Linked DNA regions of Mus musculus: region 2 is linked to region 1. A link is a loop called in an ENCODE intact Hi-C map of the cell type or tissue named here. Cell type or tissue: heart. All regions are shown on one strand. Each heading gives the region's core, and the rest is flanking DNA. Links, peaks and the distances in the headings are about the cores only.

Region 1 (3,889 bases), core at 639-3,138:
TTTGGTGAGCAGCTACTATGTGTCAGGCTCCATGGTTCTGGGCTCCACGATTCTGTGGCAGTGTGGCCATAGTCAGAAGTCTCAGCACTGCAGCCCACCTTGGAGGAGAAGACCCACTGGAAGAGAAGGAGGAAGGGTCCATAGTGCCCATAATTGTGGTTGTCCATGTGCCATGAGCCTTGTGCCAGCTGGGCTGCTGACATGGCTGAACACTGGCTGTGAAGATGCCCAACAGATGCTGTGGGTGGCTCTGGGGTTTACACAAGGGCACTGAGAAGAGACAGTGGGAGACATCAGTCCATCCGTCATTCATTTACAAGTCACGGTGCCTGTCTCTGTAGGACCAGATTTAGAAAGGATTGTAATTAACTTAGTGGGCGAAGAGGTGGCAGAAGAGAAAGGAAGAGAGGAGGAAGAGGGGAAAGAAGAGGAAGAGGATGGGGGCGTAAAAGAAGAAAGAGGAAGGAGAAATCCAAAGGAGGAGGAAGAGACTGAAGTGGACCACATCCCCTTCCCTCCCCCCTCCCCACCCTGTGGCTGCAGGGAAGAAGGAGGCCCCTGGGTTGGTACTGTAATTTTTATTCTGACTGTAACATTCATTGCTTCCCTGAAAGTATAAACATGTGCACAGGTTCCAGGAACTAGGGCATGCCTAGTTGAAGGTAGCTTCAGAGTTCCTTGTTCCATCCGCTACAACACTGAAGATTGGGTTACCTTTGCAAAGGAATTTCTGTTTAAACAAAAGCACATGGCTTTAGACTCAGGAGGCAGGGTTTGACGATTAGATGATGCGTTCGAGGACTTTTCCCTCTCTGCCGCACCTCATTTGCCTTTATCTTCCATCTCGATACTGTCTCTTCATGACCACAGTGTGGACGACAAAGCACCATACATTACACGCAGAGTGGAAAGAAAACGGCAAAGGACTTTCTCCTGCTGCTTTTCCTGATTAGGGAGGACTGTCAGTGTGGCCTGTGGTCCCATGGTAGCAAAGGACAAAAAACCATGTAGAGTGACTTGGGCCTCGGTGGTCAGCTGGAAATCATGGCAGAACTGTAGCAAGGAGGGTAAGTCAGAGTAGCCAGAACTCATCAGAGGCCCAAGGGACAGACACAAAGGACAGTGTGCAATACAGATGTGTGCCCAGACCACAAAGTCATAACATTACAGAGTGGTGCTCTATATGAGGGCCTGGATCTGGGTCTGCATGGAAGGAGCTGGGACAGAGGACCTGGACCTATGAGAAGTTGGTGCTATGTAATGGCAGAGGGATTGGGGTGGTTCTGCAGTGGAGTTCTTGCCTGCTGTGAGGACCTCTGCTCATGACCCCAGCACTGTAAAGGAAAAACAGCCAAGAGTCACTCTGCACATAGCCTATGGCGAGATGGGGACATGTGCAGACACAGGGTGGTGACAGCGGGGCACATTTTATCCTGGACTTGTGCTGTCTTTGGGATTAAGGGTGCCATTTTCCTTGAGCATAATTTACTGCTCAACTCCCGCACTGCCCAGACGCACTCAGTCGGACATCAAGAATAAGCTTAGCAGATGCTTTTAAAGAGTTTTGTGTGCAAGAGCCACTCCAGGGGCTCACTGAAGTGGTGATGTATTTAATTCTCACCACGGGCTCGTGAGACAGGTGTCAATTACAGATGCATATGTGAGCTCAGATAAGTTGCAGACTGGCCCGGTGCCAGACAGTTGGGTTTAGGGTATCCTGAATGTCTGTGCTGTTCTCCAGAGCAGGAGCATTGTCAGAGACAAGCAGAAGCTGGGCTGCACCTACTTGGGCCGCAGTTGGGGAGTTCCAGGAACGCAGGCTGGTGCTGAGACAGTGCGGGCCACCAGGGGGCAGCAGGGACTGAGGCACGGCCCTTCCCTTCCCCTCCCTCTGGACACAGGAGTTGCTGGGCATCACTTGCTCCTGCCTTCATTTTTCCCGCGTTTCACCCCAGAGTGGTGTCACGCCATGTCCACGGTCCCACGGACACTGACGTCTCTTGAGCTCAGTGTGGTATCACCGCAAATCCGCGACGTCACCGGCGCTGTGAACCCACAGCGCGCAGTGCACCCGCGGTGAACAGAACCGTGCCCTGTGGTCTGGGATTTTTTTTTTTGGTTTTGACTTAATGACTTAAGTGGGAAATTTATGTCAGGAAAGTTGAACAGGCTACGCGCGCTCCGCGGCAGCCCACGAGGCCGGAACCAGAATAAGCGCAAACAGCGTTTTCTTCCACCAAGTTAAAGCATCATCGTGGCTTCCAGGGCATCCAGCACAGCGGGGGCTGCTGGGAAAATCCCAGCTCACAACACCTTGGTGGCTGCGCCCGCCACGCGCAGGAACCCTCTACAGACATCACACCAACCCTTGGGTCCTTTCTTTTTTCATTTTTCTAGATCTTTCCCTGTCCTCTCTTAGTGGAGGCTGTTGACAAAAACACACAGAAACAAAGCTTAGATGCCAATAAACTTAAATAAAATTGTTCATTTTAAGTGAAAATTTCAACTCCTCAGTCAAACCAGCTGCATTCCAAGGAACCTGGCTAAGTACTGGGAAGCATTTCCTGTGTGGTTTGAATCTGGTGTGTCCCCCTGGGAAACTTGACTGGATGTGAATGCTTGTGGAGAGGGATTAAGAGGAGGAAATTAGTCACTGTGGTATTTAGAGAGGCCTTTGGGAGGGGATCAGGGTTAGGTAAACTCATTAGAGCAGGCCCTGGAATCATAAGGACTATACACAGAAACCAGACTCACGCTCACACCACACACATATACAAGTACACATGCATATACACACATACATGAACACACACATATACAAACACCACACACATACTCGAGCACACACACATATACTCATGCCACACACAAACCCCACACATAATAGAAGCACACACTCACACCACACACATACATGAACACACACACACCACACACATATACAAGCACACACACATCACACATATACATGAGCACACACACACTTACCATATGCATACATGAGCATGCTTGTACACACACACATACATGAACACACACTCACACCACACACATACATGAGCACACACATACTCACCACATGCATACACGAGTGTGCTTGCACATACACACACACACACACAAGCACACATACACCACACACATACATGAACACACACTCACACCACATACATACACAGGCATACACATATCACACATATACATGAGCACACACACACACCACACACATACATGAGCACACACACATGTTCTCCTATGGGGTGCCCTGACTCCCCTGAGGGCTCCATCAGCAAGGCCATCTCTAGATTCCACCTCCTGACCTCAGAATTATGAACTGAAAAAAGCCTCTTTTCTTTATAACTCACTTGTGCGTGGTACAGGGTGAGAGCACAGGAAGCAGTCTCGGCAGCTTCTATCTCAGCACACGGCTCTGTGGGGCAGAGCCGTTGTACACAGTCACTTGCTTACAAAGCTCCTTCCTCGGATTGAGCTTTGAGCCAGTGTCCTATGGTTTGGCTATAAAATGTGCACCCACAGCTCGTGTTTTGAACACCTGGTTCCCAGGTGGTGACATTGTTCCAGGACATGGTGGAACCTTTTGGACACTGGGCCTTTCTAGCAGAAGAGTGACACCAGTGGGCCTTGAAGGCGATGGCCACCTCCAGTTCCTTTCACTAGGGTACGGACAAACCCCAGTGCAAGTTCTTTCCCCAGCAGAGAGCCACTGAGGCCACCATGCTATCCCCACCATGGTGGAAGGAATACACTGAACTATGAGCCAAAACAGGTCTGTCCTATAGGCTGATTCTCTGGGTCTTTCACCAGTTGCGAAATATAACTAGCACATACATTTCTCCATGAGTCCTGATTCTTATTCTGCAAATTCGAA
Region 2 (3,889 bases), core at 463-2,962, 90 kb after region 1:
TGAATACTGACAATGGTTTGAAAGGCTTTTTAAGACTTCAGGGCAAACCAACTGTTCGAGCTTCCCATGAGGGCTGTTTTCAGAGTTTATACAAAGTTTTTTGTCATTGATAGTTCAGTTACCAAGAATTTATTATTCACCCCACCCCCAGTGGCTCACAGTTCATCTTCATAACCCTGTCCTCAGTTTGATACTATGGTTCTTTATAAATGGCCAGGATAAGGCTAGGGCTGGCGGAGTGCTTTGTCCTAGAGATGAGAGAGTTTGGGTTCAAGAACCAGGATTTGACCTTGGCCTTCCACCTCCAGAGATGAAGCTTTTAATGACCTCTGTATTGTTAGTCTCCCTACTCAGTTGAAGAGCTCTCCAGAAGATAAGAAGCTGTCCAAGACTCCAGGGGTGGTGAGAGGCCATGTATGTTTTCAGAGATTGGACTGTGCACTTCGTACGGTTGTATAATTAGTCACTTTTCCTGGGCGAGGCTGCATTTCCAGCTCTGAGACGTGCATCTGGAATTCTCGGAAAGGAAAAGCCTTGAGCAGGCAGAAGTGATTTCTTTGAAGTTACCCTTGTGGCAATTTCATCAGGCCTCACAATTCTTAGATGAGAGTGGCTAAGGCAGTACCACACCACACTTCTCGGCGGCCGTCCTAGTTTTCCCTGCACATTAGTAAAAAGTTTCTGCCCCAGGTAGTAAATGTCTCCGCTGACGTAATAAGCCAGATCATGCTGAATTAAAAATATAAAAGCAGGTTTACCGGGAGCAACTCTCGGGCAGTTTCAACGGTCTCAGAGAACGAGGCCAAAGAAGTCGCCATGAGACCCGGAGAAAAAGAGCCTAGCAAAAGAGAAACAGAAGGCAGAGCGACAGAGAAGAGAGTCCTAGGATGGCTGGGGTGGAGGCCTTTTCTCCACAACACGCACCTGGGTGAAGACTTAAGCAGCCGCTAGGTCCCTGAGAGCAGGCCAGAGGGGTCACCTGCATAGGAACAATTAGTTCTTTTAAATCTCTTATTCAGGACTGGTGTGTGTGTGTGATCGTCTCTTATGCTTTTTCCTCTGTGTGTGTGTGTGATCGTCTCTTATGCTTTTTCCTCTGTGTGTGTGTGCTGCATAGGAACAATTAGTTCTTTTAAATCTCGTATTCAGGACTGGTGTGTGTGTGTGTGTGAGATCGTCTCTTATGCTTTTTCCTCTGTGTGTGTGTGCCAGAGGTCTACGCAAGATGTGGTTCCTCGGAAGGCCTCCACTTTGTTTTTTGATACAAGGTCTCTCTTTGCCTGGGCAGCAAGCACTTTACAGATTACGCTCGCGGACCCCAGAACCGGCTGTTTTAACTCCACTTAGTAGCTCCATGAAAGGTCACCGCTCAACCAGTAGCGGCAGAGCCAAGTTTCTAGCTCAGGCCACAGGAAAACAAAAGCCATTCTTCGTCTCCAGTCTAAAGCCTGCAGTAGTTTTACTACGACACAGGCCGTGGGCCGTGGATCGTCCCGCCGTGGGTTCTCCTCCAGCGAGCGAGAGGCGGGGGCGGCGGAAGCCGTTCCGGGAAGTACGAAAACCGCGCGGGAAACCGCGTAGCTCAGAAGGCGGCTCACAGGTGCCAAGGCGCCATAGCAACAGAGCGGGCGGGGAAAACGGAAGTACTCCGCTGGTGAGCGGGAGAATGCGCGTAGCCCACCAGTAGGAGCTCCAGTCTGGCGATCTCTCCGCCCTGGAGGCGGGCTCCGATATGGCTTCCGGCGTGATCTCGCTGGTTTGCGGTACGTATGAAGGCTTTGGGGTGCTGCGGGGACCAGAGCGGGCATCTGTGGGCAACGGGATCGACCATGGGGTCGGCGCGGGCTTTGGCGCTGACGAGATATTGAAGCCCGCAAAAGGCAGGGGTTGGAACAGCTCTATAACAACATAAGTTGTTTATTTGTTAATTTAAATTTTAAAAAATTGTCTTTTCGAGACATGCTCTCACCATGTAGCCTAGGCTGACCTGGAACTCCTGTAGCTCCTGACTCCCGATCGCCTGATGGGTCAGGCGGAGAAAGTGTGCCTTGTCACTGACACTGTTTGGTGACAGCCACTTGTACCCTTCTGTTCAAAACGACCACACCCTCCCCTTGCGTGCCCCGCCTCCCCACTCCCCCCCCCCCTTTTTGTTTTGTTTGTGGAGCCAGCATTTGAAAGCCTGAGGCTAAATGTGTTCAGAATCATCCGTTTGTCCGATTTTGGAAAAGTATAGGATTCCTGTGCTCTGTGTTTTGTTGCATTTCGTACTGATAACCATAAATAACACCTCTAACCCAGACCAAGACTGGAGAAGTCTAGAGAAGGAACCTAGATCATGGTTTGTTCTGTCTGTCTGCCTATCATCTACCTACCTATCTAAGCAATCTATCTAATCATCTGTGGTTATGTTTTCTAGACAGGTTTTCTCTTTATTGCCGTGGTTGTCCTGGAATTCACTCTGTAAATTAGGTTGGCCTTGAACTCAGATCTGCCTGCCTCTATCTCCCATGTGATGAGATTAAAGGTGTACACCACCACTGCCCAGCAACCACGGTTGGGACTGGCAGTGCCTTAAAAGAAACTGCTTTTGCAGTACTGTCCGTCACTATCGCCATCACTTGTGTACCTTTGTAGCCCCAGCTCCCTCCTGGGGAACACTGTTCCTCATGAGGTTCTGGTGCGTTTCAAACCAGGCTGTGCCATCAGCGGATTAACACTGCCTAGCACAGGCCACCCATGCTGTACCCAAGCATTGCTTATTCTGTAAACGCCTTGGTTTTAAAGTCCTTTGAGTGGGCTGCACCTATCTATGGTTAATCCTCTCTGCAGAGTCCCTCATTGCAGATAGTTGCCATCCTAGCCACAAACAAGCATGGCTCCTGTGATCGGTTCCACACCCATTTTCTGACCCCTTTCCCCACATCACACCATTTGAACTTTTTCTGTACCACTCTTCTCTAATTAATATTTAAGTTGTCTTTAAGTATTTTTGTTTTGTAACATACTTATGAAGATAAAATGAACACCTCAGGTGTAGCACCACCAGATTAAGAAACGTATTATTCCATACCCCCAGCCCCCCATTGAATCTCCTCTACAAAGTTTCCCACTACTCTGAATTCTGTTTTCCTTGCTGTTGATAGGCCTCACTGAGTTGCTATGGCCCTGCCATGATCGCTGTGTACAGTTCTTTCTGTGTTTGGCATCCTTGTGAATGTGTGATTTGCTTTTTGCATATGGTGTGGTTTTGTGTGTTTGTGGTTTGTTTTGTGACAGTTTCTCTTTCCCTGGCTGACCTGGAACTGGCAATGGAGACCAGGCTACCCTTGAACTCAGATCTACTTGCCTCTGCCTCAGGGTGCTGGGATGAAAGGCAGCCACAGTGCCCAGCTTGCATGCAGTGTGTTCTGAGCAGTACCCATGTGGATGTGAGCAGCCTTGCTTTCTTTGTCACTGTCCTGGATTCCACGGTGTGATTTGAATCCCTTTATATGACTGTTACTTGGTTGATAAGGCATTTATAGTATTGCCAGACTTCCATTACATGATGTTTCTATGGACACATCTCCTGGGGCCAGTGTGGACACTTTTGTAAGGAATGTACATAATATGTTTCTGGGGTCATGCAAGTTTGCTGGAATCTGTTTCCCCCAGAAGAGGATGAAAGTCACAGGCCAGGGAGTCCACCACTGTTACCTGCTGAAGATTCTTCACTTTCTCTCCGCTCCTCTCCCCTTCCCTTCTTCTGTGTTCTCTCTCCCAGATTTATTTTATGCATGGATATGTGTGTCTGAGTATGGGTATGTGTGTGAAGCCCTCGGAGACCTTGGATCCCCCGAGCTGAACTTAACAGGTAGTTCTTAACATGCTCTTAACCCCTGAGCAA

Evidence for each region. Peaks named below come from ENCODE experiments on the same cell type or tissue, not always from the same donor. Only the 100,000 strongest peaks of a DNase experiment are listed, where the experiment ranks them.
Region 2: it touches region 1 in a loop (4-fold over the local background); 7 of 42 quality-filtered maps call a loop at or near these places.

The regions. Positions count from the first base shown.
Region 1 is chr7:125,579,536-125,583,424 of GRCm38, reverse strand. No RefSeq gene overlaps it. Among named protein-coding and RNA genes, the nearest start is that of Il21r, 22 kb to the left of the region's middle. In heart, for the core only: no CTCF peak of the experiment used is centred there; DNase peaks (open chromatin) are centred at 1,854 and 2,614; H3K4me3 peaks cover 637 bases; H3K27ac peaks cover 264 bases; H3K27me3 peaks cover 478 bases.
Region 2 is chr7:125,489,287-125,493,175 of GRCm38, reverse strand. Nsmce1 (NSE1 homolog, SMC5-SMC6 complex component) reads left to right here and starts at 1,733. Exons shown (of 8, transcript NM_026330.4): 1 at 1,733-1,763. In heart, for the core only: a CTCF peak has its summit at 1,686; DNase peaks (open chromatin) are centred at 515 and 1,645; H3K4me3 peaks cover 1,659 bases; H3K27ac peaks cover 2,434 bases.